Regions from separate parts of the Mus musculus genome. Here regions 2 and 3 are each linked to region 1. A link is a loop called in an ENCODE intact Hi-C map of the cell type or tissue named here. Cell type or tissue: gastrocnemius. All regions are shown on one strand.

Region 1 (8,000 bases):
TCTGCTGCTGCATGGGCCACAGACTCCATCATAGCCCTCGGCAGCAGTGAAGGCCAAGGACATCAACACGGAAGGGCACACTTTTGAAGGCAGGCTCCCAGTGTCTCTTAGCTCCCAGGATCTCCTCCTTCTCTGTTCCTACTGTCACCGCAGCGGTGGCCCTGAGCACCCTGGGGGAGCCCCCGTGATCGTGGGTCTTAGGAGATGCTTTGGGAGTGACAGTGGAGACTCAGGCACACTGTCCCCTCCCAGGGCTCAGCGCTCCCAGCCCACACCAGCCAGCCAACATTCTATTTATCATGTTCTTTTCCTGGATTGTTTCATTTTCAGATCCTCACAGCTCACTCGATAGGATCTCTTTTATTAGCCACAGTTCACAGGTGGATCTCTCTCTCTCTCTCTCTCTCTCTTTCTTGGCTTTGGATTTTTAAAAACTTTTTATTGATTCCTTGTGAGGTTCACGACATGTACCCTGCTCAGTCCTGCTCATCTCCCTGTCCCCTCATATCTACCCTTCGCCCTTGCAATCTTCTCCCACTGCGTGTGCACACACACACTCATTGTGGAATCTATAGTGCCCCACAGTATATCCCTCTGTTCTCACGTCTTCCCTTGTGAATGTTCAATACAATGAGTCATTGGTCTGGTTCGAGGTCTCTGGCTTCTGTGACATCATCAATACTGTATCCTCCCTGCGACTCCTCCCAGTTTTCCTGTTGTTGCCCTGGGTCATGGAGATCCTGCAGCCCTGGATCAGCAGGACCGGCCCCATCACAAATCCCAACCATTTGCAGATGATACAGATTTGGGGTAGGCCAACTTAGAGCCCTGGATTTGGGTCTGGATGGCAGACCAGCTCTCCCTTATCTGCACACCGGGACAAGCTGTCCAGCACTGCTCCAGCTAGGCCACCTCGTGCCTCCGTCTGCAGGAGGCAGGATCAGCTCTTTTGCTCTCATGCCCTTGGAACCAGATCAGACATGCCCACATCTCCAAAGCCAGCTCCACTGTGCTGTCCCGTCAAGGTGCAGGGGCTCACTCTCCCAAGTGCTGCAGCCTGGGAGGGGCTGGGCCAGTTCTCCTGCTCTCACACCCCCAGGGCTAGCTCAGCCAATGCCTTCACCATAGAACCAGCTCCACTGTGTTGCCTAGGCAAAGTGCAGGACTCACTCTCCTGAGTGCTATAGCCAGTGAGGGGACAGGGCTAGCTAGCTCTCTCAACTCTTATGACCCAGGACGAGCTCTCTGGACTACTGCAGGTGAAGCGGGGAGGGCATCACCCCACCACCACCACCACACCACACCACTACAAGGCTGATGAGTGGTGGGGCCAGCTCTCCCACACTCTCACCCCCTGGGCTAGCTCATCTGAGCCCCCTCCACCAGAGCCAGATCTATTGTGCTGGTCAGGTGAGGTGCAGGGCTCCATCTCATGAGTGCTGCAGCAGGCAAGAGGTAGGGCCAGCTTACATACTCTCATGATCCCGGGGCCAGTTATATCAACTGCTGCAGGTAGTGAGGGGGTGAGTGAGTGGAGGACATCTACCTCACGGCAGATGAGTGGCAGGGCTAGCTCTCTCTTGCTCTGTCCTCAGGGCTAGCTGTCCCTCTCTGTCTAGGGACAGCATTACTCTGCTGCCCAGGCAAGGTGCACAGCCTTCTCTTCTGAGTAATGAAACCAGCAGTGGGCAGAGGTAGCACAGGTGGATTGTCTAATCTGCAGATTAAGGGATTTTCTGGTTGCTCAGTGTTGTGATGTGAGAGCCAGGCTTTCCAATTCTCATTTGACTCCAGATTCCAATCTGAGCCACTGTGGCGTACCACCTCTAGTGTTCTAGAAACCTCTGGAGTTTTGCAGGTGACGTTAACTTGGAACATCTGAGTTTCACGTTGAGATGCAGTGATGCTCAGCTGGTGTGGGGAGGTGCTTACAGGTTGTGACAAAGCAGGAGAACCCACAACCCACTGGTCTGTCACTAGAGTCTGACTTGTCTGTCCTGCTTGGTAAGCTGTATTTTCTTCTGTGTTTCTCTGCCAGGGGTCACCCAGGGTAAATTATTTTATATTATTCTGTTTCTTTTATTAATCAATTTGACACTTCCTTCGTCTGTGGATGCCACCAGAATAACCGTTTTTCTTTTTTTTTTTTCTTTTTCATTTCAAATATTATCATTTTTTTAAGATTTATTTATTATTATATGTAAGTACACTGTAGCTGTCTTCAGACACACCAGAAGAGGGAGTCAGATCTTGTTACAGATGGTTGTGAGCCACCATGTGGTTGCTGGGATTTGAACTCTGGACCTTCGGAAGAGCAGTCGGGTGCTCTTACCCACTGAGCCATCTCACCAGCCCATAACCGTTTTTCTATGCAGGGTTTCTCTGTGTATCCCTGGCTGATCCGTAGACCAGGCTGGTCTCAAACCCAGAGATCCTCCTGCTTCAGTCTCCTTAGTGCTAGGAATTAAAGGTGCATTCCACCACTGCTTGATTTAGAATAACTTTTCAATAAATAGGTCTCACATACACACAGGCGCGCATGTGCACACACACGAACACACACATGAACACACACCCGAACACACACACACACACACACACACACACACACACACACACACAATTTCCTCCTTTCTTTACTCTTCTACTGCATCAAACTGTTTCCCTGGTCCTCCAAATCTTGAGCCTCTGCTACCCAGCAGTCACTTCTCCCAGGCTGCTTCTCTGGTCTCTTCTTTGAGGTTTTCCCATCGTGTGTGTGGGTCATGTGTGGGTCTTGGAGCTACCCTCTGGTCTCTCTGCCTTCTGCTGCCCATCTCGTCACCAGGCAACCCTGTCTCCTGAGAAGGTCTAGGAGACACTTCTTCTGCAGTTAGCTGCTCTTTGCGATTCTTCCCTCAGAGCTTGGAGTCAGAGGCTCCTGTGCACACAGACATGGGGAGGAGAGAAGAGGAGCAGAGCCTTGGCAGTGCTGGCAGAGGGCCCAGGTTGGATGGGTTTGTTAGACGTTGCCACACTGGCAAGGAGATGATGCCCATCCTGGAGATGAGGCCTCACACGCCGCATCCTCAGCTGGGCCTCTAGAGATGGCCAATCCTGGAACCGACTCCGTCTGACCTAGGATTGAACAAGGTGCAATAAAGACTCAAAATACCAAGCAGAGCATTTGCAAAAACGTCAATCAGGAGCACTTTGGGGAGCCGGAGGTTGAAGCCATGGCTTTGAGAAGCAGGAGTCAGTCTTGCATTACCTCTTTTTCTGTATCAATGTGGCCCTGATCAGAGACAGGCTACTCTACAGTTCAGTGCCTTTGTGCATTCGGAAGGTTTTCCCTCCATGGCTGACACTGCTGCCTGTAGGGAAACTTGACCTTCAGATGCAATGGCCAAGAGAGGCTCTTGTTAGATAACAACTTGTTTTATTCTTGTGGTGGCCTTGGCCTGGGGTCCCCAAGGCCTTCCAGATTCAGCTGAGTTATCAATGATACCTCTGGTTCTTAAAAAATATGTTTTAAATTTATTCTTTGATAATTATATATATGCAATATATATGTTATAAAATATATGCAATTTATCTTGACCATAAATTTATCTAACTGCTGCTGCCGCCGCTGCCCCACTACTGGCTCTTGTGCCTGAGGTTGCTACCTGGCTGGGCGTGGAAGCTGCAGACAGCCTCCTACGTGAGCCTATATTGGCTGATGGTCCAGCTGCTCCTGTTCCCACACCACTCCAGTCCAGTCGCTTGTCAGAAGTTGAGTATCTGTACAGCTGGAGGTGTTCCCAGATGGCCACGTTTTGCATATTCACATCAACGTATCCCCAGGGACCCCACTGCAGGGAATCTTGGTGTATGGCTTGTCCCCTCTCCTCTGTCACATTCTGTCCCCATGAACCTTGCTGGGCCTTTGTATTATGTGCAAACCCATGGCTGTTCTTCACCCATGCCATCTTTGTAGGAATGAGGAAAAAGGTGGGTTCCTTGGGAAGATAGCTCTGGGTGTGATAGCTCACGGAACTGAAAGCGACTTTTGTTAAAGAAAAATATATGGCTGTGTGGTGTTTGCTGATTGAAGACAGTTCTTCCATAGAGTGGGCTAAAAGAACCTTAAGGCCACTGCCTTGTAGTTGCACATTTTGGACAATAGGGGTCACTGTAGGAATTGTTAATTCAAGAAACCTCGTGGGGATTTAAATCTCTAAAGCATACTAGTTACTTCAATTTGCAGCCGGGTTGACTGGTGATCAGGACGTCTAGTCACTTTGGGTTGTCAATGTTTTCCTGTTTCACTTGTTGACCCAGTAGGTCTGTGGTTAGCTCTAGCCCCAGTGGCAGGTTTCTGAAGGGAATCCGGGGTTGTAAACATCTAAGAGGAGGAAGTTGCAGTCCACGCTCCCTGTACACGATATCAGCATTTGCAAATGGACAGGAAGTCTGCCCAGCTCCCATGTGTCTGAGGAGCTGGGACCCTTGTCAATAATAGACATTCACTCAGGACTTCATCTGCCCCTCATAACTATAAACACTAATACCCGTCTTGTGGGTTTAACTATTGTGAGCAGATCAATTGTGTTTATAAAATAAAATCAAGAAGCATAAAAGTATAAATACATATCACTGTAGTTAGGACTTGTGTGCATCCAGCTTTATAACTGTATTCATCTAAATATCTTAATGAAGTCTTTAAAAAAACCAAATTTTTATTATATTGTGTACAGGTGGGCACGCACATGCCACAGAATATATATGGAAGCCAGAAGACAACTTTATGGACGCCAGTTTTCTCTTTTTATTTTTATGTGGGTTCTTGGGATCAAATTCAAGTCAGCAGGCTTGTGTGGTGTTAAAAATCAGACTGAAGGGGCTGGAGAGATGGCTCAGCGGCTAAGGGCATTTGCTGTTCTTCCAGAGGACCTGATTTCAGTTCTGGCTCCATGGGATCTAACGACACCCCTCTGACCTCTGCAGGTACCAACATGCATGTACACAGATACACATACCTACACATAAATTGTAGTAGGAGAACAGCCCGAGGCCTACATGAACGGGGTATTTCTGGAAGGCAGGCTGGGGCTGAAAGAGAGAGAGACTAGACGGTGAGAAAAGAATGAAGCCAAGACAAATGTTTCTCTGATCAAGGCCCAGCCTGCCTTCCAGAAATACTCAGTTCATGTAGGTCACGGGCTGGCCTCCTACTACAGATTGGCTCCCGAACCAGGGGCCTGGAAACGGCGGGAAAACACTGAGGGACCGCTGTCTTGTGTGGAGCTCCAAGAGAAGGGAAGAAAAAGAAGATCGTATTGGGCACAGTGAGCAACAGGTATTTATGCTAGCGCTGGTTTTAAACTTCATTTTTTAAAGTGTTGCTGGAGGTGCGATAGGATACTGGCTAAGTTGGAACAGTGCTGACCCGGCACTGATTCCACTTAGGGTTTGGCAGCGAAACATGTGTGGGACTAAAAACTTTGAATCAGGCAGTTGTCTGTAGTCAAGGACTGCATCAGGGGAGAGGAATGGGGTTTAAAATAATAAAATAAAATAAAATAAAATAAAATAAAATAAAATAAAGGAAATTGGATTTTGAAACTCTCCCAGAGACAGAGAGAAATCGGGGGACACCCTGTGTTATTCTCTCTGGTCCCTACAGCAGAAGTTCTCTGCCCTCTTTGTGTTGTCTAATGTCTGGTGCACCAATCCGTTCATGTGTCAATTCATGTGTGCTTTGTTTCGTTGTCTGAATGACTGAATGTTCTGTGTTTCATGTTGGAAGATAAAAATGGCTAAGACTTTATCTGCTGGTTCAGCAAAGCCCGAGAGTGGCCCACACTTTAGCCAAGAATCAAGCACAGCAGGGGAGCCAAAGCCACCTTGTCATCTCTCATTCTCAACAAATCTGGACGGTAGCGGATGTGAAGGAGCTGAGACAAGTTGAGCAGTTCTCTGGTGGGCAGGTACAGTTAGAACCCCACGAGGGGAAGCAGCCATGATTTTAATTTCTCCCTAATAGTCATTATCTATAACACCTGGATAAATCTGCAGACCTTTTACAATAGAACCGCTTCGTCCTAAAAGAAAACCACAAGTTTCTGCAGGTAGAAGTCCAAAAACTCCTGTAGGCAGAGTTTGAACTCCCATTTCTGGAGTTAATACTGTGTGGGTGGTAGAACAGAGGTCCAATCCTGCATTTCCTGGGGTTCCCCTGACAAGTTCAAAAACAGATTTCTTTGGCTGGGCAGCAGCTTCATGGCCACTATCTGGGAAGGTTACAGTCTGGGTAGGAGGTGGAGCCTTGCTGGAAGGAATCAGTCAGTCATAGGAGCAGGTTTTGTGTTTAGAGCCTTGCTCCACTTTGAATTTGCTTTTCTGTGCCCCATGCTTGCACTTGAAGATGTCCTCTCTCTATTTCCTGTTGCTTGCTGTCATCGTTCCTCTGCCATTTGTTCTGCCATGGGTGGCGGTACTCACCTTAAACCCCAGCTCCTTCCACAACCAAATGCCGAAAATAAACTCGTTCATCCACAAGTTGCCTTTTGGTCATGGTATTTGATTATAGCAACAAAAAGTAACTAATTCAAGAAGCTCCCCTTTGAAACCTTTCTCAAGAAAGAGAAAGTGGGGCTGGAGAGATGGCTCAGAAGTTAAGAGTACTGGCTGCTCTTCCAGTGGTCCTGAGTTCAATTTCCAGCAACCACATGGTGGCTCACAACCATCTGTAATGAGATCTGATGCCCTCTTATGGTGTATGCAGACAGGGCACTCACATATATTAAATAAATAAATACATCTTAAGAAGAAGGATGAGGAGGAGAAGAAAAAGAGTAAGACAACAACAGGAGGACTAGAGAGGAGAGAGAGAGACAGAGTAAGAGATAAAAATGCCTTATTTTAGAATTTTCCCTAGGGTTGAAGAGTACAGCCATAAATCAAACCTGTTTCAAGGTGGCAGGTGTGTGTGTGTGTGTGTGTGTGTGTGTGTGTGTACAGGGGATACCGAGTTGTTTGTTTAGAGTGAGGGATACAGAATGTCTGCCTATGCAGTGGCTGAGGAGGCCTGGCCTCACTTCTGAGACAAAGAGGAGGGAGCTACAGGGTCTGTGGTCTGATGTCTCCAGCCTTTTTGTTGTTTCTATAAAAAAGAAATAGAGGAATGGCTTTATAGGAAAAGGAAAGTAGAGAAGGGACCAAGGGAACCTGGTCACTGAATTCAAGTCTCTGGCTTCCTCAAGTTGACTATTGAGGTGTAGTAGGGTCGTGGGGGGGGGGTGCTTCTTTTGTAGCTGTTAAGTCAGGCAAGGCTCTAAACACAAAACCTGCTCCTATGACTGACTGATTCCTTCCAGCAAGGCTCCACCTCCTACCCAGACTGTAACCTTCCCAGATACTGCCACGGAGTGCAGGAGACAAGTATTCAAATACATGAGCCTACCGGGACCATTTTCAATCTAGCCACCACACCTCCCCTCTTTTCCGTGGTCTTTGAGGCAGAGGTTGGTACCAGGATTTATGAAGTGGGGAAATATTGTCCATATAAATGCTGAATGGCAACCTGGGTAAATCGAATCAGCAAGCAGAATAGAGCAGGGCTCACAGGTGGAAGACTCAAAAAGTAATTCCAGGAAGAACCACAAGTGTAGATCAGGGATTCTATGACAAGCTTTGATATTATTTTTGGATTGAATTTGTTAAGAAGGAGGGATGAGGTAAATAGAAGTGTTAATGACAACGTGATCACTTTGCTTTTGTTTCTGAGGAGCATCCTCACCGTGTGGCCCTGGCTGGTCTGGAACCCACAGAGTTCTGTTTGCCTCTCTTCCCACATGTTGGGGTTTAAGGTGAGGTTAACCTGTGTAGGTTAGCGGAGGGGATGGGGAGAGCATCAGTGGGCCAAGAGGATGCTTCACTTTTTTATTGCTGTGATAAAACACCCCGATCGGAGTAGCTTTAGGAAGAAAGCTTTTATTTTTTACTTACAATTCTTGAGTGGGTAGAACCAATATGCC
Region 2 (8,000 bases), 120 kb after region 1:
TTCCCTCCCTCCATCCCTCCCTCCTTCTCTCTCTCCCCTGCCTCCTGCTTGTGAGTCAGATAGATGCGAGCTCTCAGCTACTGCTCTAGCCCCATGCCTGCCTGCTCCCCTGCTACTGTGTTCCTCACCATGATGGCCATGCAAGCTGCCTTGATCATGGTGTTTGTCACAGCAATAAGAAAGGAATTGAGACAGCCTCAGATCCCCCAAGAGAAATACAGAGACTGCTTGCTTTTCTGTTTGGCCCTGTCCTGGGTCATTCCCATTTCACTGCTCCTGTACCTCCAGGTTGTATGGACAATGAAGTCTGGAGTTTGTCAGACTGGCAGAACCCTTGTTTCCAGCATGAGTACAAGAACAGACTCTCAGGTTGAAGCAATGCCTTTTTATGCATATGTTGAGATCTGAGCCCAGATTCCCAGAGTCTAGGTGTGAAAAACTGATCTACCAGGAAAGGAGATGGGCAGAACAGGTCCTAGCTGGCCTGTCTCCAGGGATACTGCCAACTTCCTGAGAATCCAGCAGGGGGCAGATGGAAGCAGGCCTGCCAATCAATCACTGCCTTCGGTATCTGAAAGCTCAGACCCGCCTTCGGATGATAGCTCCTGGAATTAGATTGGCTTTTACTTGTTACAGTGGGTTGGGCTTTATGGTTCCACGGTTGGTTCCTTTGGGGAGGGGCAGAGCAGCTCCGGACCTGTTCTCAGACTCATCAGCTGAGCATTACAGAGTCTTTCCCGACCAGTGACTGACTGCACAGTCTTCGAGGCTGGAATAGCAATCATGCCCGTGACTCTGGGTTATTGGGATATCCGTGGAGTGAGTGGGAGGTTGGGCTGCTAGGCGGGAAGGGCCCAGGGTCAGAACACAAAGCGGGACTACAGGCTTGGTTCCACGAAGAAGATTCCCATCGGGTTTTCCTTGACCCCCCCTCCCCCTCTCTGTCAGAGCCACACCCCCCAGTCCAAACTCTGTCCCTGCCTTTCTCCCTCTCCCCCGCCTCCCTTCCTCTCTTCTTAGTGAAAGGTGTAAAGGCGTCCCTAGAGGTGGTGAAGGATTTCACTAACGGACTTATGTTACCCACTATCTCTCACAGCTGGGTCACGCCATCCGCCTGCTCCTGGAATACACAGAAACAGGCTATGAAGAGAAGAGATACGCCATGGGGGACGGTAATGACATTCTTCTGGTCACACTCTTCCCCAACTTCTGTCCACTGGTGCCCAGCAGCTTCTATCTATCTCTCTGTTTCTTAGCTTTGTGGATCTCCTTCAGGCAAACCCAGAGCTTATCCCTTCCAGAAACTTCCTTGAGGGTGCAGCTTTGGTTGTCAATATAGAATCATGGTTGTAACATGCTGGCCCTATTCTGACTGTAATTGGGTGAGGTTTGCCCACTACAGGCACTGCAGGCCTAGTGCTTTTGTAAGCCTTAGTTAGTCATTGAAAGGCCTATAGCCATTCAATAGCTCCTGGGCTTGGATTGGCTTTTACTCACTACATAGCTGTGCTATTCAAGTGTGCAGCTTTGGTTGGAAAGACTTACTGGGTCAGACTGCATATTCCTTGCACAAGGGGTCCTGCCTTTGACTTCTTGTGAAGGGGGCTTAGACGTCGTGACGTCCTTTTCACATCCTCTTGTCCACCACAGCTCCTGACTATGACAGAAGCCAGTGGCTGAATGACAAGTTCAAGCTGGACCTGGACTTTCCCAATGTAGGTGCTGTGAAGGGGAAGTTTGGGGAAGACATGGTGATCTCACCTCATCTCCTGGCCTGGCTGAGGGTTTAGGATCAGTGTTTCTGCTCTCCTGCTCCATCCCTGCTGGCTGCACAGTGTTCTGTGATGGGCTGTGTCCCAGCTCTCTCATTCAGTGCACACTGTGCCCATGGAGGGCTTCCCACGGCAGGCACACTGAGTGCCAGGCCCTGTGTCTTCTCTCACCCAGGGAAGGGATGGAGGGACCTCATATCCCATCTGACCTTCCCTGCTTGTCCATCCAGCTGCCCTACTTAATTGATGGGTCACACAAGGTCACCCAGAGCAATGCCATCCTGCGCTACCTTGGCCGGAAGCACAACCTGTGTGAGTGGGGCTGGCTGCAGGGTGGGGGACCATGGCCACCTACCCTGGTCTTGGCAAGGGTGGGCTGCTGAGAGTGAGTCTGGGCTGTGTGTGCTGCAGGTGGAGAGACAGAGGAGGAGAGGATCCGTGTGGACATTTTGGAGAAACAGGTCATGGACACTCGAATTCAGATGGGCATGCTTTGCTACAGCGCTGACTTTGTGAGTCTGCACTGTGTGGTATAGACAGGGTTTGCAGCAGGAGTCAAGGAAGGGCCTGTGTTCAGTTCCATGCATGTCCTCTTTGGAATGTGAACCCACCCATACTGATTTATCAAGCTCTCCTATCCAGCCAACAGTTCTTGCCCCACCCCCATTTTGTTAACAAGTACAACATACCGTTTCCAAGAAGTTTTGCGGTATTGTTATGATACCAAGGGCTGCAAATTCATTTCCTACACAGCAAATTCATATGTTCAATTCTTTTCAACTTTGACCTTGACCACTGCCATGAGCCACCTTGTCCCTGGGGTTCACAGATGAAAACCAGAGGGGAAAAAGGTCATGGGTATTTAGAAATCTACCCAACAGATTTCTCAGAGCTGAGTTCTTAGTGGTAGCAAAACTCGGGGCCTCTTGCTGGAGCTCACGGTCAGCTAGAGAACCACTGTCTCTTTCAACACCCTATGCTGTTCAACTGATTCTATTCTTTGAGATCCCTCTTTGAAATCACGTAGTCTCTTCTCTTGAGATTGTTAAATACTTGGCTTTCCTTCTTCCACTGGACTGTTCTGTTCAGAACCTGTCTGGAAGGCACTACCCTGGAAGGCAGTGCTGAGCTAGACATCAGTCATGACAGATTCAGGGACAGATTGGCATTTCCATTCCAGGCACCCCTGAGAGATGAAGCCTGCTACCAATCGAGAGTCTGATTATTAAAGTGGTGAAGCGTTAAATGGCACATGCCCAGAATTAGGAAGATGCCTGTTCCTTTGCACAGCTGGGCAAAGCCACACTTTCTCCCACAGGGCCTGCATGAGGGTTATGACAGCTATTATTTTCTGCTTCAGGAGAAACGGAAGCCAGAGTTCTTGAAGGGCCTCCCAGATCAGCTGAAACTCTACTCGGAGTTCCTGGGGAAGCAGCCATGGTTTGCAGGGGACAAGGTAGAGAGGGTAGCAGGTGGGCAGGAGGAGCTGCCATTCTTCCCAGGCATCCGGATCCCACCTCACTGAGCCTCACTTCCTGCAGATCACCTTTGCAGACTTCCTCGTCTATGATGTCCTTGATCAGCATCGAATGTTTGAACCCACGTGCCTGGACGCCTTCCCAAACCTGAAGGACTTCATGGCCCGCTTTGAGGTGATGCCCTGGTCCTGCTTCCTCTTGGATGCCCTACTTCCCTTCCCCCTTTCCAGGTTGCTTCCCTAGTTCTGATCTATTGAGCACTGACTTTCTGCCAGGACCCATGTTCAGCCTTCTAGATCTGCGGAGTCAATTTGTCATTGCCACACGCAGGCAACCTGGGTAGAATTAGCTGTCACGATGAACAGATAAGGAACACGAGACTGTGTAGGGTAAGCTACTTGCTCAGCATCCTAGCACGAGTAGAGGCTGTTCTGGGCTCCCAACTGCTTTTGGCTTCTAAGAGCAACATTCAGTGTCTCTTCCTGATTTGTGCCAAAAAGAAAGTCAGGCCTTTAAACAGCTTGGGTTTCCGGCCCAGGACCTGCAGTATGCAGATTATGTGAAGAATGTGTTTGTTCCTGCAACCGTTAGGCTGAGAGAAAGGCAGACTGATGTGCAGGACCAAGACATACTCCATGGTAATATTTGATTGGTGTTGTCAGTCCTGTGGCTGACCTGTGAAGTACTGTGACTCAGGGCTGCTCCTGTGGAAGACTTCATCTTGAGTTCTTTTGGTGGGTGTGCTTTTTCCTCCCGCCATTCCTCCAGCTCCCATTGTGTCCCCTATGAAGTGAGGTCGTACTTTGTCCTTACTGAGATGCTTTGGAATTTCCCTCTGTATCGGGCCCAGCTGGACGTGTAAAACTGTCCCTCCATCCCAGGACTGAGTGAAGCCGGTAGGTGGGGGGCACAACAGACCATGAGATGCCTGTGATATTAATGGCTGCCTGGCTCTCACCTCGCAGTTAACCATGATCCACCCTGAACTCTCTGGTTTGACACCAACAAGATGTACTTTTTTTCATTTTTGTATGTTCAAGGCATTGCCATAGCAACAGATCTCGGCCTAGAAGCACTTCTCCTTTCCCACTTGCCATTAAGAGATGCATGTCTTTTTTTAGTTAGCTCTCATCACTGCGGTTGTGATCCACATGGAGTGGCCTTGTGAGTGTGCACGAGCTGGTATAGCTGAGGAGGGGAGTGCAGAGGCCCTTGTTCTGAACACAGATGGCTGTGGCTTGTTGGGGACTGGTAGCTCTGGCTCTCTCTTGATCTTTGGAAATGACCTGTGCACTCTCTGACAAGGTGTCCTGTATCACACTCCACTGCATCAGAGCTAGAGATGAGATTGGTAGGGGCTCAGTGGGATTGTGCTTAGGGCTCAAGTGGAGACGTGTTAGCTTCTGGTGAACATCTGGAGCTGGCCACTCATGCTCTGCAGTCTCTTCGGCCTTCTCTGCATACACTCAGGGTTTGCTGAGTCACTGGGTGGCTCCTGGACTCTCTTCCAAACCACACAGGCCAGTTCTCAACCCTTTCGGTTTTCTGGATCCTTGCTTCTTTTAAGTACAGGCATGTCATTGTAGCCAGGAGTGACAGTGCCCCCTATGGGAGGCAGGAGGGAGTGCACAGGGAGCAGAGTGGCAGCCACAGTGCTGGGCTGACCCTCTTAGCCATGGGAGACTGAGGAAGTTTCTTAACCTCTGCTACCTCAGCTGATTGGTGTGATGGTGGGGCTGCTTTTGCAGGGTGGTGGGGTGGGTTTTCTCCTTCTGGATTTTAAAGTCTCTTGGCTGGTCCTGGAGTGGGTTTGCAGAGCTGAGGTCCTGGTTTCTCCTTCTCACCTGCAGGGCCTGAGGAAGATCTCTGCCTATATGAAGACCAGCCGCTTCCTTCCAAGTCCTGTGTACTTAAAACAGGCCACGTGGGGCAATGAGTAAGACCATGCATGGAGTGCCGGTGTTGGTGGGGAAGATCTATCAGTGTGCCTGTCACCGTGAACACTGACCGGGCCACAGCTAGCTTCCAGTAACTTCTCTTCATCAATCTTCCCATTTTTTTCCCTCTGTCTTTTCATTAACTTTCCCTCTACAAGAACTCCTTGTCTCCCCTTTCACTCAAGCCTCCAATGTCAGCTCCCTGTCCTCAGCAAAGTCCTTTGCTTCCCTTGTTTCTTTCTGCCATGTTTCTAACCAGACAATCTTTCACTGCACTTTGAGCAGCTTAGCCCAAAGATCCATACTCCCCAGTATGCAGGCTCCATCTCCAGAGTGGGAAGGCCCAGTCTTGTGTGAGCTCTAGTAAAGTGTTATCCATACTAGCTCTGTGTCCTGTCGTATTACCTAGAATTCTCAGGAGTGACTACATGAATGTGGCTGTGTGGTCTTTGTTCTGTGGTTCACAAGGATGAATAGGTGATGGGAACATGGGGTGGACTCTCAGGTAGTCAGGATGTATGACCACGCACAGGGGCTGCAAATATGGCTGAACTTTTCAGAGCACTTCCTTTCTTGTTTTGGGCCTGGATTTGGTTCCCGCCACCCACATGGTGGCTCACAATGGGCCTATAATCACAACTCCAGGGAATCTGATGCTCTCTACTGCCTGCTTGGGCTTACACACACACACACACACATACACACACACACACACACACACACACACACACACACACACACACAATCTTTTTAAAAAGAGAGAAATCATGATGTGCCCTGGCAGTGTTCACCTGGGGTTCTTATAGGTGGGTGTGTCTTCTATACCAGAATTCTCAGTCATCATCAAGCTGTGTGGTCATCCTGCAGTGTGATCATCCTGCAGTGTGGTCATCCTGCAGTGTGCATGCAGTCCCTCCGTTGGCCATGCTCACCTGTGAGTCTTGCTTCCGAGAGGTGCTAGGCTGATGGGCAGAGGGTGAACAGTCACCAGGTTTTACATCTACCCTCACCTGGAAGCCATCTTTCTCTCTTTTCAAGATGGTTTACTATAAGCATTCCCTACTGTCGGTGATTGCGTTGTAGGAATTTTCAAAAAACTCAATCATCAGCTCATCGAGGGGAGATTCTGGCTGTGTTGATACATCTGGCAGTGTCTGGCAAGTTAACGTTTGGGAAATTGTGAACATCTGCTTTTGGAGATGCTTGTGCCAGTGTTTGGCGTAAGGACTCTGGAAATAACCATGCTTCCTGAGAAAACATAGAATGGGCCACAGGAGGTTTTTCATGTGGAGGTGTTGTAGTCTGACCCAGAAGCCCTCGCTCACCTAAGCAGTTAAGAGGTGCAGCTGCCAGTGAATGGTTGGAGATGGGCAGATCTACTTCCCTAGGCCCCAGAGCAGCAGGGTGTGATTGGTGCTGTCAGGTCACCCACAAAGGAGCTAGATTCATTGAAGAAGCATCCTTTGATGGAGGCTAGATCATGGATTCTAGCCTTTGTCAACCACTTCTTGTGAGACCTACCTGTAACTTGGAACATGTTGGAGGATGGCCCTGCTGGGCATTGTCCTTACGCCAAGTCTCAGCTGCTGCCTGTTACAGCAGTTAAGAAGTAAGCACTCATAGGCAGATGTGCGGGTCACTGTGAAATAAATGATTAATTAAAATGAAAAGCTTATAAGATAAACATTCATAGATGAGAAATGTTTATTAATCTGGTAAGATCAAAATCCTTTATGCTGACTCTACTGGCTGGCTTTGTGTGTCAACTTGTCAGGAGCTGGAGTTATCACAGAGAAAGGAGCCTCCCTTGAGGAAATGCCTCCATGAGATCCAGCCATAAGACATTTTCTCAATTAGTGATCAAGGGGGAAGGACCCATTGTGGGTGGTGCCATCCCTGGCCTGGTAGTCCTGGGTTCTATAAGAAAGCAAGCTGAGCAAGCCAGGGGAAGCAAGGCAGTAAGCAGCACTTCTCCATGGTTTCTGCATCAGCTCCTGCCTCCAAGTTCCTACCCTGTGTGAGTTCCTGTCCTGACTTCCTTGGTGATGAACAGCAGTGTGGAAGTGTAAGCTGAATAAACCCATTCCTTCCCAACTTGCTTCTTGGTCATGATGTTTGTGCAGGAATAGAAACCCTGACTAAGACACTGACCTTTATTAAACACCAACTTAGACATAAATGCAACAAAAAATCAGGAAAAAGGTAAGTTAATAGAAGTATATAAAGGTTAAGTAGGCAGAAATATTAAACCAGACTAATACTAGTATCATTCTATATCAGAAGTTAGAAAAATACTTCCCAATACGTTTCAATAGTTCCTAGCTGAGTGTGCATGTTTGGATTCATTCACATGGCGTTTGACAGCCAACAGAAGTACTAAAAAGAACCAGGAAAAGATGCGGATGTGACTCAGTCTATAAAGTACTTGTGTGCCATGCAAGCGCAAACACACGAGTTTAGTCCTTTGCATAGATCAAGCCAAGTGTTGTGATATGAATTTATTATCCCTGAGCTGGGGCAATGGAAACTCTCTGAACTTACTCTATAGACAGCTTAGCTAAACCAATGAGAGCCTGGCTCAGTGAGAGATCTTGTCTCAAAAAGTAAGGAAGAGAGAGCTTGAGGAAGACACCTGATATCAACTGCTGCCCTCCACATGCAAGCAAACCCAGGCACACATGCGCACGCGAGCGTGCACGCGCGCGCACACACACACACACTTACACACTATGTGTATATGTATATATGTGTGTGTGGTCTCATGTGCTTAGGCAGAATATTATGATTGTCAAGGTGTATGGCAGAGACTGATT
Region 3 (8,000 bases), 360 kb after region 1:
TGACCAAGGCAATTCCTATAAGGACAACATTTAATTGGGGCTGCTTTACAGGTTCAGAGGTTCAGTCCATTATCATGAAGGCAGGAAGCATGGCAGTGTCTAGGCAGACAAGGTGTAGGAGGAACTGAGAGTTCTACTGTATCCAGGGAAAGACTGATTCTTCTGCAGTGGGTGGGGCTTCAAATTCACCACCACATTGGCACACTGCCTCCAACAAGACCATACTTCCTAACAGTACCACCCCCTATGGGCCAAGCATATTCAAACCACCACAGGTCCATAAAGTGAGGCTTGTTGACAAGAGGGAAAAGGCCTACAGAACAAGTATAATATTTCTTAGGTAAGATGGCAGGCTAGATGGGAGTACAGAGGCACAAACAAGGCTTCCCTAAGACTCAGGAACAGCGCTCTCTGCAAACACATTAAACTCAACATGTTTCAAGCTGATCCCATATCTCATCAGCCTCTCTATGAAGGATTGCTTTTTCTCCTTTGTTTTCCAAATTGGTGATTGCCAGCACTACCCACCATGTTGCAACAGGCTGTATTCCATCTGTCTCTAGCTTCAGCCTTTACTCTGTTCTACTGTACCTCCATTCCCTAAACACACTAAAATAGTGACAGCTCCCAGGGCACACCAAGCTGTCTTGATTGTCTGCCTTTCCTGGATTCTGTTCTCAACCTTAGCCAACTGTTTACTATCAAGACAGCACATGTAGCATCTCGGTCTGTGAAGTCCCTTTTGTTCATCTGCTGAGACCTACAGAACCTGTACCCAGCTAGAAGCCAGTGTCTCCATCTTATTAGTCTCTCAAGCCACATCTAGCACTGTTCCTAGTATATCTCAAGCATTCAGTGCAGTGATGAAACTTAACCCTAGTAAACCTAGGGTTACAGAGAACTGTATCACCGGGCAGGTTCAACACTGTGAACACCATACAGTATACCTTTGTGTATTCATAGGTCATATAACCTGGTATACAATGTATATACTACACCCATTGCATCTGGATATACAGCATATACTGCAGGTGGTTGTAGTACAATGGTAAAAACTTAAACATATCAAAAGGTAGGCTTATATAGTTACCACCATGAAAATGAGGAATGTGTAGTGCTAAAACACTACAATAGCTTTGTCACGGGATTGTAGGAATATTTTGTTTTAAAATCTTTGTTTTTGATTTTAGTCTCGGTTTTCTTTCTATTGTAATAAAGAACATGACCAAAAGGTAATTTTTAGAGGAAAGGATTTCAGCTTACATGTCCTGATCGCAGCCCATTATAAAGCAGCTCAAGGCAGAAGATCATGTAAACCATTATAAAGCAACCCAGGGGCAGGAACTTAAGCACAGGCTATGGAGTGCTGCTTCCTGGTTTGTTCCCCATTACTTGCTCACCATCAGTCAAGAAAATGCTCCCACAGACATATGACAGACAGTCTGATAGAGGCATTTGCTTAGTTGAGATTCCACGCCCAGATAGCTCCAGCTTGTATCAACTTGACATAAATCTAACCAGGAAAGTTTTGGTGGTGTTGTCTTTGTTGAGACAAGGTCTCACTACATATCCCAGGCTAGCCTCAGACTCACACTGTAGCTCAGACTGGTCTTGAAGTCTTGGCAATCCTCCTGTCTCAGTCTCCTGACTATTTGGATGACAAGTGTGTGCTCCCATATGTGACTCCATAATACTCCCATGGACCACTGGTGTATAGTACCTAGCATTGGCCAGATCATCACGCACTGTATATGACTTTGTTTTATAAATAAAGAATACGATTAATTTTGGGGTAGACTAAGTATATTTGACTAATCATAACAATCCCATGTGAGACACTGCAACACTATTACACTTTTAGTCATGTGATCTTCTCATTCACCTTTGTCCTTCCACCACTCCTTTCTCGGGCAGGATTCTCTTTGATCTCCAGACCTTTGGAAAACTTTCTACCACCACATACAACAAGTAGCATTACCCTTAGATCCCTCCTCTTCACAAACACTGGCCCAGGGATGGGTCTCTAGTCTGGATGCCTTTGTGGTGTCCTGAGGAATTAGCTTGCTTGCTGGTAGAGGTAGTGTCAGGTGAGGGAACAGGCAAAAACAAGCCATTTCTTGGCATCCAGAAGTGGCAGTTTCCAGTTGAACCACGTGAGGCTGTCTTGGGATTGGGCATGAGGTAGGCAGCATACAGTGTTTCTCATGGATGGTATGCTGTCACACTCCCTGGCTGGGTAAGCACTTTGATTTCCAGCCTCTACCTGGGGAGCATGGTGGCCACCAGGGCCTTCTACAGTGGCTGTTTTTCAACAATGCTATGACCTTGGACTGGTTCCTATTGCCTCTCTAGTATCACAGGGGTGCCTTTTCCACCTTTAGATTAAGCATCCTTGTCCATCTCCTGCAAGAGCAAACCACCAGCCTCCTGTCCAATAAGGCACACTGGTAAGTGGAGTCACTTGCTGGTCTCCATCTCGACCTAAGCCACTCAATAAAGTTGTATTCCCTCTAGGTCTGGTCCTGTGGACAATCCTCTGTCTCCTGACTCTGAAGGAGTATGAGAGATGTACTCTTCAATCTCCAGGAAGCTCACAGCGAAGCTAAAATGCCCAGAGAAAGTACAAAGCACCTGAAGAAAAACTGCTTTAAAAAAGTCAAATCCAAAATATAGATACACTAGAGCTTGTTAAAAATAATTTGTCTCAAGACACATATATTTTTTTTTAATTCAGGAGACTTAGAGTTTCTTAGCTGATTTCTAAAGACTCAGGTGAATTGAATCTATGGGGCTCCAATAACAGTGTGGACAAAATAAAAAAGATGAAAGCTCCCGAGTGGGCCAGTTGTGGTTGCAGGCCCCAGCTCTAAGGAGAGAGTGGCCGCCTGGCCCTGTGTGGATGTGCTTACTACTCTGGTTTCATCTCTCTGCCCTCTGTGGCCATAGAATTCCCAAGGAGAGAAGTCTGACTGCTCTGAACAGTGAGCACATGAGAGAACACTAACATTTTAAGACATAGCAATCCTTCTAGGTACTTCAACAGCCCTCTTCAAACATCCACAGGCTTCTTATAGGAAGAATTCAGTGGGTCCAGAAATAACTATTTCACACCTTCCCCAACCTTGAGCACAAATCAGTATTGGGGTAGGGCTGGTGTCTTTTAAGACCACCTTTTTTCTTGATAAAGTTGAGTCTTTAAAACCTGGTAAGGTCAGGAATGGTGGCACAGGATAAGAGATCAAAGCCAGCCTGGGTTACATAGTGAGACCCTCTCACAAACAACCCAGAACCCAGTGAGGTGCTGGATATAAAAGAATGAGCTTAGAGAGGATTTAGTGGAAAGGCTCTCAGGAGGACTTATTCTCAGCATAGTGGGGAAGAATCTGGCTTCTCAGAGTCCACCCAAGAGAGAAGAGTGAAGCAAAGGAATGAAAAAGGAGCCACAGGAAACAGCTAGATGCGGAGTATACTAGAGAGCTTTGAGGGAGATTGTGGTCATTGAGAAATCCCAATGGTGAGATAGATGGCTGAAATCTCTTTTTGGAACATTTCAGAAATGTAATTGTAGACTGTTTGCTATGTGATGTAACCTCTCCCCTTTGACCAACAAACCTTCATTAAAAGTTCTGCTACATGTTATAGCCTCATTTTTTGTGGTTTAGGAGTAAGAGTTGGAAAGAGAAAGGGGCTGATGTGACTACAAGAGCTAAAGAAACAGTTGTAAGACTGGAATAGTGAGTAATGTTTCAGATGAGGCAGCAAACTAGAGCCAGAGATGACCATGAAAACCTAAGTCCCCTCAGTAATTCACAGAAATCCTGGGGACAACATTGTACTTTCCACAGGACATAGGAATTGGAGCCAATGTCATTTGAATGACTCTCAAAGGATAAGATACCGCAGTTGACCCCAGCTTACGAATAGGCTTTCCCTTCCCAAATGGATGGGTTCTTGGAAAACATAAATATGCCACATGCACCTCTACCATCCCAGGGCCTTTATACGGGGGCTGTACACAGTAGAATCCAGAAACTGTGCGAGTCCAAACTGAACGTTCTGCACTACACTCACTGAGAGTGGAGCTGGCAGGGAGAGCCTACTGCCTAGAGAGCATGGAGCAGGAGAACCCATTTGGCTGGGACTTTTTCTCAATCTGCCCTGTTCTCTGCCCTCTGACCAACCCATCAACCTTATCTTAATGACCTCTTCACATCAGCACTGCAGCCTGAAGGTCTTGTAAACAGACAAGGCCCAGGAGGAGATGGTGATGGAGGTCATAAAGGGTTGTGTAGAAACCAGACTGCTCTCAGCTTGTTCTGCACCCCTGTGAAGTAAAAAAGCAAACACTGTCCCCTGGAAATGGACTTCTGGCCCAAAGGGCCCAGGGTGTGGGCCGGGAGTAGGCTGTCTCTAACACTGAATTTTCCCAAAAAGGGCCGGGTAAAATGTGTCCGGTGGGACTCTGGTTTATGCTCCCAAGCATCGCTCTTGATATGCCATCTTCCCGATCCCCGATGCTCTGCCACCTCCCCATGCTGAGGTTTCCTGGGGAGTTGGTAGTCCAAAGACCCTTAGTCTTGTGGCATCTTTATAGGAGTCACACTCGGCTCAATAGGGCTGATGGCACCACCTGGCGGCAGACAAGGTTCAACTACTCACCCTGGGACGTTCATCACCGAGGCGCAGGAAAGGAGGGGCGATTCCTGCGGCCCGGCCCAGCATGTTGACGTCACCAGAGCGCGCCATTTGTCCCCGCCTCTTTCCGCCCCCCTCTCCTTGGGGCTGCCAGTACTTGACGTGGCGTCTCCGCCCTCTACCCTTACTTTGCGTGCGTGCTTGCGTGTGGCGGAGGTGGCTGCGCGGGCAGGTCGGAGCTGCGTGCTGTTGCTTCTGGTTCTGTGGCCGCCGTCGCTGTCCGGCAGGCTCCGGTCTCGGAGCCGACGAGGCGCGCGCGCGCGGGTCCCAGCCCTTCGGAAGCCCAAGCAGCTCGGCGCGGGGCCTGGCGGGAAGGCGGGCGAGCGCGTGGCCGAGGGCGCCGCGCGGACGGGCGGGCGCCCGTGAGGGAAAGAGGCGGGGGCGGCGGGTTAGCCGCGGGCCGGGCCGGCCGGGGGATGTCGATGCCTGACGCGATGCCGCTGCCCGGTGTCGGGGAGGAGCTGAAACAGGCCAAGGAGATCGAGGACGCCGAGAAGTACTCCTTCATGGCCACGGTCACCAAGGCTCCCAAGAAGGTGCGGGGCTCTGGGTGGCGGCGAGGGCCCTCGAGGAAGGGGCGCGAGCAAGCCCCGGGCCCGGACTCGGGTAGTTCGGGACTTAGGGCTAGGGTTTGGGGTGCTCAGGACCATTGACACGATGTAGTGGGTGGCCGGTGAGCGGCGATGGGCCTAGCTGGAGCCAAAGAGGCCGCTCTGACCTCGCTTTTCTTTGTCCCTCGGCCGGAGTCCTCCTGGATCTTACTGAAGCCCGACAGGGCCAGGCCTTAAATTCGCGACTGACTTTTCCTGGATGGAGGGCCTTGAAGACGAGATTGGGAGGGGGTGAGCGACTCAGCTGACCCCTGTGACCTGTCCAGGGGATGAGGTTGTGCAGGAAATTTCCCCTCAGGTGAGTGGGGGAAATCAGGCAGCTCTTTTTCAAAGCATCTTCTTGGGGGAGAATTGGCCGTTCGACCAACAACTGCGTGATCGCTTAGAGGCAAGAGGAAAGAATCGTATGAACTGGTTTATGCAGCTGACGGTTCTAAAAGCAACAAGAGATGGAAAGGCAAAATGGTAATCGCCGTGCAGTCTTCCACCTGCTAGGAAGTATGTGAGAAAGGAAAATTTAGAGGTTGGTGACAGTAGACACTGTCATGGATGCAGGTTGATCGCAGTCATGTGAATAGATCACTTAGACATCCCTCCAGAAAGGAGCTTGGGTGGGTTGGGGAGGTGGGTGGGAAGAAATGATTGCTCATTCTTTACTGCACTTACAAGTTCAGCCTATTGTGCTGGGGGTTGAGCTCAAAGGACATCCTTCTATGGCTCTTGGAAAAGGTGATCTATGGAGGGCTGAGTCTAACTAGCTCTCTCAGTGGTAGGGTCGGGGTCTCCAGTGCTTTCTGTCGAACCTTTGCTGACCCTTCCTCTAACCTGGTACCCAATTAGCAGTGGAACAAGGAGGTGACCTTTCTGAAATAGTTTCCTCTTGTATAAAGTCTCTTCACAATCAATCCTGCCTACAGTATTTGTAGGGTTCAAGGATGATATAGATTCAGCTGAGCAAGGTTTGCAGAGCAGTTAATCCCCAAGGCTCCTGTACTGGAACTAGTTAAGCTGCTCTCAGTGCCTGAGAGGGCTTTATTTATTTTCCTCCAGGAAACTAATTGACTGGTCTTGGGGAAAAAAAAAAAAGTCATTGCTGTGTGCTTTAGCTCTGTTTTCTCACAAAATTGAGAATGTCACCAATAACACCTTTGAAAGGTTTATAGAAGGTCCCTCCATCCTAAGGGATCCAGTTGACCTCATTTTTAGTGCTCTCATTCCCCAACTGCTTTGTTAGAGAAGTGACCTTTTGCAATCTGCACTATTTGAATACAAAGTTAGAGTTCTTACAAGCAAAATGCATACGTGCAGTACCTCAGATGAGTTAAGTGGAGAATTGGAAACACTGATAGACTAACCCCCTGACTCTTATCTCTTGTCATAAGCCCACCTTCTTTTGTCTAGGTACTCCAGAGAGTCTTAGTCATTTTTATTGTTCCTTATTTTTTTCTTTCAGTGTAACTATATTCTTGCAAGTCAATATTGATAAGCCAAAATCTGTATTATACATTGTAAACTCCTGGAGGCCAGGACTCTTGGTTACCATTGTATCTATGGAGCCTAGTTATGGAGCCTAGTTTTGTCCCTTGAATGTAGTACTCAATTATTAATTGGCAATCTGGCTAACCAGTAACTGAGATGCTGAATGCCAACAGCAGTAAATATCCCTTTTCCTCTGTCTGAAAGGAATATCACAAATGAGTATTATTGTGAAGCCAAGTGCTAATGACTTTAGAGACTCATATTCCATTAACTAAAATAAGCAAGTCCTGCCAGGCGTGTGGGAAGACCCTGTTGTAAATTTCCATTTGCTAATGTATGTGTCCTCATGTTATTCATCTTGTTCTTTGAGCTTTATTGTGTGGTATGTACGTTGTACTTGTATTAAGATGTATTATGATGACTAATTACCTTCCCTTAATGATGATGATAAGAAGCATTTACTTAGTTAATGGACCAGTTAAGGACTAGTCAAGGTCATGTAGTAAATTCTGGGTACTCTGGTTTTGGTTTTTTATTCCCTCTCAGGATTTCAGTTCCTCGATATTCTGACTTAGGTCACTGTTGAGCCTCTTCCATGTGGTGATAATGTGATGAAGTATAGAAAAGGTGAGGGTGCAGGTGGCATGGTACTGAATAGTGTGAGGAAAAGGTCTCTTTAAAATGATGTAGTCCGTCATCCCAAAGGATCCCAGCTCGACTGTAGACCAGGTAATCTTTGGATCATTCCCATTACTGAGCTCTCGCTGGAATTGAGGGCATTCCTGGGGCCATAGGTGACTTTAAAGCTTCTCCATCAAGTCAGCTTCTAGTATGCTTGTCTTGCCAGTTTTTAATTATTGTTTGCTTTGTTTGAGGTACAGTATATTATATGCCCATTCAAGCAAAAGCATATCTTATTCTCTAACTAAAATGATAGCCAGTTTTATATTGGATGTCTACTCCAGTACTATATATTACAGGGCTTGTTGGTTTGATTTAAGACTTGAATATTTGGCAGTCAGAAAGCCAACTATTAATTGGTATCCCCCTAAGTGAATAACTCTTGTGCCTCAGTTTCTGCATTTGCCTAATAAATGTCTGTTGTTTGGAACAGGTGATGCCAGAGATATTTGGAACTTAAGATAGTAACAGTAATTTTTTAAAGTATATTTTACTCCCTCCTTAAAATATTTTCATATATTAATTTATGGAGGG

The links. Hi-C counts contacts between places; a loop is a spot of excess contacts. Peaks named below come from ENCODE experiments on the same cell type or tissue, not always from the same donor. Only the 100,000 strongest peaks of a DNase experiment are listed, where the experiment ranks them.
Region 2: it touches region 1 in a loop (4-fold over the local background); 18 of 42 quality-filtered maps call a loop at or near these places.
Region 3: a loop joins it to region 1, with 2.0 times the contacts of the local background. A loop is called at or near these places in 17 of 42 quality-filtered maps.

The regions. Positions count from the first base shown.
Region 1 is chr3:108,057,840-108,065,839 of GRCm38, reverse strand. No RefSeq gene overlaps it. Among named protein-coding and RNA genes, the nearest start is that of Gstm4, 17 kb to the right of the region's middle. In gastrocnemius, a CTCF peak has its summit at 4,120; DNase peaks (open chromatin) are centred at 2,982 and 4,169; H3K4me3 peaks cover 263 bases.
Region 2 is chr3:107,936,417-107,944,416 of GRCm38, reverse strand. It overlaps Gstm6 (glutathione S-transferase, mu 6), which reads left to right and starts at 683. Exons shown (of 8, transcript NM_008184.4): 1 at 683-819; 2 at 1,097-1,172; 3 at 1,651-1,715; 4 at 2,003-2,084; 5 at 2,184-2,284; 6 at 3,133-3,228; 7 at 3,314-3,424; 8 at 5,101-5,570. The coding sequence starts at 784. The coding sequence ends at 5,190. In gastrocnemius, CTCF peaks have their summits at 516 (motif pointing right) and 4,854; DNase peaks (open chromatin) are centred at 2,981, 3,443, 3,629, 4,845 and 1 more place; H3K4me3 peaks cover 327 bases; H3K27ac peaks cover 1,347 bases.
Region 3 is chr3:107,693,389-107,701,388 of GRCm38, reverse strand. Ahcyl1 (S-adenosylhomocysteine hydrolase-like 1) reads left to right here and starts at 4,829. Exons shown (of 17, transcript NM_145542.4): 1 at 4,829-5,231. The coding sequence starts at 5,112. It overlaps Gm40121 (a long non-coding RNA gene), which reads right to left and starts at 5,164. Exons shown (of 3, transcript XR_003954675.1): 1 at 4,660-5,164. In gastrocnemius, a CTCF peak has its summit at 4,629 (motif pointing left); a DNase peak (open chromatin) is centred at 4,747; H3K4me3 peaks cover 2,755 bases; H3K27ac peaks cover 2,615 bases.